Regions from separate parts of the Homo sapiens genome. Here region 2 is linked to region 1. Evidence: read pairs that join two places in POLR2A ChIA-PET (ENCODE). Cell type or tissue: Caco-2. All regions are shown on one strand. Each heading gives the region's core, and the rest is flanking DNA. Links, peaks and the distances in the headings are about the cores only. Region 1 overlaps LMBR1 (limb development membrane protein 1). Region 2 overlaps PAXIP1 (PAX interacting protein 1).

Region 1 (2,918 bases), core at 206-2,705:
ATTACAGGCGTGAGCCACCACGCCCGGCCTCTATGTTTAATTTTTTTGAGGAACTGCCATACCATTTTCCACAGAGGCTGTACCATTTTATATTCCCACTAGCAAGGAGCCAGAGTTTCTGGTTCTTCCGCATCTTCACCAACACACATTGTTTTCTGTTTTTCTTCTTTTTTTTAAAATGGATGTGAAATGGTATCTGATGCTGGATTTGATTTGCATTTCCCTAATTATAAGTGAAGTTCAGCATTGTTTCATGTGCTTATTGACTATATGGACATCTTCTTTGGAGAAATATCTGTTCTTTGCCTGTTTTTGAATTGAGTTGCTTGATTTTTGTTGTTTAGTTTTAGGAGTTCTTTATATATTCTGAATATTAACCCCTTATCAGACATGTGATTTGCAAACACTTCTCGCCCATTCTGTAGGGTTGCCTTTTTACTCTATTGCTAGTGTCCTTTGATGCACAAAAGTTTTTAATTTTGTAGTCCAATTGATCTATTTTTTCATTTGTTGCCTGTGTTTTTTTGTGTCATATCCAAGAATTCATCACCAACTGGCATCATCACCAACTGGCATCATGAAGGTTTTCCTCTAAGAGTTGTATAGTTTTAGCTCTTAGGTTTAGGTCTGATCCATTTTGAATTAATTTTTTTGTACAATATAGTGTTTAACTTTTTTTTTTTTTTTTTTTTTTGAGATGGAGTCTCACTCTGTCGCCAGGTTGGAGTGCAGTGGCACAATCTCAAGGCTCACTGCAACCTCCGCCTCCCGGGTTCAGGCAATTCTCCTGCCTCAGCCTCCCGAGTAGCTGGGACTACAGGCGAGCGTCACCACACCCAGCTAATTTCTGTACTTTTAGTAGAGACGGGGTTTCACCATGTTGGCCAGAATGGTCTCAATCTCTTGACCTCGTGATCTGCCGCCTCGGCCTCCCAAAGTGCTGGGATTACAGGCGTGAGCCACCGCGCCCAGCCTAGTGTTTAACTTTTAAATACTCATGTAATAATTTTGTCTTTTGTATTATGAATATCTCATAGTTCTCTTGTCAGTTGCTTTAGTGATCATATTTGACTTTGGCTATTAGTATCAGGTAGTAATGATTGATTTCCTTTCTTTTGAGAGCTAGCTATGAAATCCTAAGGCTGCCAGCTAACTGAGTATACCCTCTCTTGGCTAAGGGGACCCCAGGAAACCTTAAAAACTGAATTCCCAACCAGAATGGGATGGGACATCTGACACGCCTCAGTATACCCCCTCCCTTTTGAGGTTTAAACACAGCTGACCAGCATTAATGTTAAAATAGAGATCTGAAGACTGAGAGAACAGACTCTTTGTGGCAATAAAATACCCAACTGTGAACAAAATGTAGGGCCATGCCAGGCAAGGGTTAAGTAAAGCATCCCCTTAAAGAATAAACTGGTTCTAACTGCCTCAAGGTGTTTCTTTTTTTCTAGCGGCTAAACAAGCACTGGCCTCCAGATAAGCAATATTAAGATAACTGCAGCTCACTCACTGCCAGACCCTAAGTGATCCCCACTCTCCTGTTCCACAAGCCATAACTATAGCTTTGATTGGACAAGAGACTGATTTCAGTAACTTTCTCCTGATAAGAGCACTGAGCATGAACTGGTTCTGGCCAGTTTACAGAGGCTGTGCACTTCAGTGCCTTCATGTCCCTGCTTCGCCATCTGACTACAGGGCCTCATTGTAATCCTTTTAGATGTTAAGTCTCCACCCACAAGTGAATATGGATAAGTATGTAACATACATGTTTATTCAGCCTGCATGTGCATGACCTCCCCCACTTTGTGAATATTCATAGCTCCTCCTATAACCTGTTAAATATATAAACTTGGCCAACCCGTTCAGCATAAATCCCTGTTCTATCCTCCCTTGAAGGTCTGTTTCTGTGCTCTGCGGGAGGATGCTTCCCAGCTATCAGGATTGCCACCTTGTAGGCTGTGACTCTTTACAAAATTATTTTTGAGGCAGAGTGTGGTTCCGTCACTCAGGCTGGAATGCTGTGGCACAAACACGGCTTACTGTAGCCTCTATCTCCCAGGCTCAAGAGATCTTCCTACTTGAAGGAAGTCTTTTTTTTTTTTTTTTTCTTTTTTTGAGGCAGAGTCTCACTCTGTCACCCAGGCTGGAGTGCAGTGGCACTATCTCAGCTCACTGCAACCTCTACCTCCTGGGTTCAAGCAATTCTTGTGCCTCAGCCTCTTGAGTAGCTGGGATTACAGGTGCCACCACCATGCCTGGCTAATTTTATTTATTTATTTATGATATGGAGTCTCTGTCACCCAGCCTGGAGTGCAGTGGCACAATCTCGGCTCACGATAACCTCTGCTTCCCGGGTTCAAGTGATTCTCCTGCCTCAGCCTCCCAGTAGCTGGGATTATAGGTGCCTGCCACCATGCCCGGCTAATGTTTTTGAATTTTTAGTAGAGGCAGGGTTTTACCATGTTGGCCAGGCTAGTCTCAAACTCCTGACCTCAAGTGATCCTCCTGCCTTGGCCTCCCAAAGTGCTGGGATTACAGGTGTGAGTCAATGCGTCTGGCCATTTTTGTATGGACGGGTTATTTCCGTGTTACCCAGACTGGTCTTGAACTCTCCTGGCCTCAAGTAATCCTCCTGCCTCAGCTTCCCAAAGTGCTAGAATTAGAGGTGTGAGCCACCATGCCTGGCCTGGCTGCGCAATCTAAATTCTTCCTTATCCTGGGTATGGCTTAAGCTCCCCTCTTGGCTAGAATATTTTTGGAACCAAGTCTGGGGTTGACTGGGACTTTTTTTTTTTTTTCTTTTACACGGAGTCTCGCTCTGTCACCGAGGCTGGAATGCAGTGGAGCGATCCTGGCTCACTGCAACCTCCGCCTTCCAGATTCCAGTGATTATCCTGCCTCAGCCTCCCAAGTAG
Region 2 (2,918 bases), core at 175-2,674, 1.9 Mb after region 1:
ATTTGTGTGGAATTGAACTACAGAAATGTAAATGATAAATTCTCTTTTTTATTTTTCTCTTGTAGTTACAGGTTTTGTTTTACCTGTCACACTGTTTTCTGTGGCTGAGAATTACAGTCATAAACCTTGTCTTTAGGTAGATATTCCTCTGTGTTACTCTGTGTCAGTGTGGCTCTGTGGATGCTGAACTTTTTCATTTCCGACCTGTGTTTGTGACCTTTAGAAGCTCTACATTCTTGGTGGAGAGGTTGCGGAGTCTGCACAGAAGTGCACACACCTCATTGCCAGCAAAGTGACTCGCACCGTGAAGTTCCTGACGGCGATTTCTGTCGTGAAGCACATAGTGACGCCAGAGTGGCTGGAAGAATGCTTCAGGTGTCAGAAGTTCATTGGTAAGGAGCAGCGCCAGTAACTTTGCTTTTAATGCCAAATAAACTTTTTTTTTTCTTGAATTCATCTCTTTTCATCCCAACAAATATTTAATTTTTAAACTATGTGATAGTTATTCATTTAAATTTAAAAATTTATTTCATATCCCCAGTGATTCCTTTGATTGATGTCTTTGCATTTTACCCTAGGTGTAAAAGTTTTGGTAAATTGGACAATATTAGGGGGAAAACAACCTCTATATCCCTCTTTTTATTTTCTTGTTAGTATATTTTGTTTGGAAATCTGGCTGTAAAATGAGATTTTTCAAAGTGCAGGGAAGTATTTTTTTCTTTATTTGGAAAGAGAGCAGGTGTATGTAAATGTCCTACTCAAATACACTTTGAATATCAGTTTATATAAGGAGGGAAAGACATCTATGTCCTCTTGCCCATCTTCCATTGTTCAGAGCCCCCAAAGAGAAATTCTTTTACTAACAGGCACATTTAGACATGGTATGTAAAGGATAGTTTTTTCTTAGATTGATACACACCTAAATGTTTTTAGAACCTTGCTAGGTATAAAATAAGTATAAATTCTAAGCAATTTTTTTTCTTCATGGAGGTTGTATAGCCAGGGCAGCTATGTGCCCTTACTGTCCTGCATAGGAGTGGTGTCACCCTGTGTCTGCAGGGTTGGTGTCCCCAGTGCGTCATCTAGGTCAGGCACCTCTCAGCTTCCCCAGCTGTGTCCTCCATCCTCCCCTGGGCCCTGTCTGGGTTGAAAGGCTCAGACACATGCCCCATGACAAGCTTCACTGAATTCTCAGTCGTTTTTCTCATTTGGTCTTTCTGCCCCAACCACACTGGCACTAAAACTGAGCTCCCTGGCTACTCCATCATGTAGCAATGATATTGATCACCAGCCCCTGATTTAGAGCATCCACATGCTCATTTTTCTGTGCCAGTTGTTTGCCCTATATTGACGTGTTCTCGCACTTTCTCACCTATGCCTCCCTCGCCCCCGACCCCTTAAGCAGAAAGATACAGCTGCCAAAGGGAAGAGCAAGTCATGTGGCTGTGGAGCAAGCAAGGCCTGCAGGGGGCGCTACTAGGTCCCGTTACACTCTTGTGGCTAAACTCACCTTATTTATCACTTAACAGACACAAGTCGTCATTAAATCCATCTTTTAAATTTAAAATATTTTAGATTCATGTCACATTTTTGGCCACAGATTTTAAATATAATTCATGTTTATGTAAATAAATTAGAAGTGTATATATCTTAAAGTTCATGTAGTCTAATTTTACAGATGAGAAGACCCAGAAAAATAAAGATACTTAAGATTGCTGTTTATAGCAAAGCTAGAAGTAAAGTTAAAATTTTATGATTCTGTATATCTAAGGCAGTAAGACTCAGGAAAGAATAAATCATTAATCTGAAGGAAAGACTAAATCCTCAACTATGATATTCAGGCAATTCTTGTCATACAGGTAGTTATGCTCTATAAAGTTGCACAGACACTGAGTTAGTGAATGCTGTACTGTAGTCTCTGGGTAAACACGGGGTTAGGTTCCTGAGCGCCTCTGTTCACTACATTTTCATCAGCCAATCATATATAACCTTGTTTTATGTGTGTTTCTGTTTAAAGGTACCTTATTCAATGTATATTGTTAATTCACTGACATTGAACTCATGATCCACAGCACTGTAACTCACGCCTGCATGAAGCTTCCCTGAGACACATATTTTCTCCATAAGGCACATCACTGCCTTCTTGCACTTAGGGCTGTGGACATTTTAAACAGCAAAATCACCAACATAAAGCACACAAATTTGAAAGCAATAGCACTAAATAGATCACAAAAAGGATGCTTATTCACCATTTCAGCTGGAACAGGAAGGCAAGGCATGGCCTTGTTCCTCCCGGCTAGGAACGTTCATGTGGGTGACTGAATCTTTTCCAGTCCACGTACGTCCACAAATGGCCACCGAAGTGCCACAGACACTGATTGTGGGTTCATAAATAAATTTCAGAGGGGAGGAAAATTAGCAAAGAATCTGTGAAATAATGCGGCTCGCATGTACTAAGTGGTATTTAGAAATTTTTTTAATTGAAATTTTGAAAATTTTTTGACTCTAAAAAGGTATTAATGAAACATAAAACTTAACAATGAAGGCAGAAGAAGAACATAGTAGAAACAATTACTACAAACATTTTAGCTTCCAATTTCATATAATGTTATACAGTTTAGAAGGAGATAGTCTATTCGTTAATAGAAATAGTAAGTGTACTTTTTTAGCTTCTGCTGTGGGAGCATGGCATACACCAGCTTGGGTGGTGGGGAAAGCGGGTCTGTAATGTTCCAGCCTCTGGTTGGCTCCATCGGCTGCTTTTGGGCAACACCCAGCTTTAGAGATCTTTTTTGTTACTTTCTGACTTTGCTTATTCTTTTTCTTTTCCAACCAAGAACATGCTAATTCTTTGAAAATTAGTTTGCCAAGCAGCCAATTTAGTGAATGACCAATTTACTTAATTTTTCAAGTTTCAG

The links. Peaks named below come from ENCODE experiments on the same cell type or tissue, not always from the same donor. Only the 100,000 strongest peaks of a DNase experiment are listed, where the experiment ranks them.
Region 2: POLR2A ChIA-PET joins it to region 1 with 9 read pairs; 1 of 35 experiments calls an interaction of 5 or more read pairs at or near these places.

Annotation. Positions count from the first base shown.
Region 1 is chr7:156,885,240-156,888,157 of GRCh38, reverse strand. All of the region lies in intron 1 of LMBR1 (limb development membrane protein 1), which reads left to right. Among named protein-coding and RNA genes, the nearest start is that of LMBR1, 6.5 kb to the left of the region's middle. In Caco-2, for the core only: no CTCF peak of the experiment used is centred there; a DNase peak (open chromatin) is centred at 1,561.
Region 2 is chr7:154,951,729-154,954,646 of GRCh38, reverse strand. It overlaps PAXIP1 (PAX interacting protein 1), which reads left to right. Exons shown (of 21, transcript NM_007349.4): 16 at 224-392. Among named protein-coding and RNA genes, the nearest start is that of PAXIP1-AS2, 25 kb to the right of the region's middle. In Caco-2, for the core only: a CTCF peak has its summit at 1,460 (motif pointing right); a DNase peak (open chromatin) is centred at 1,456.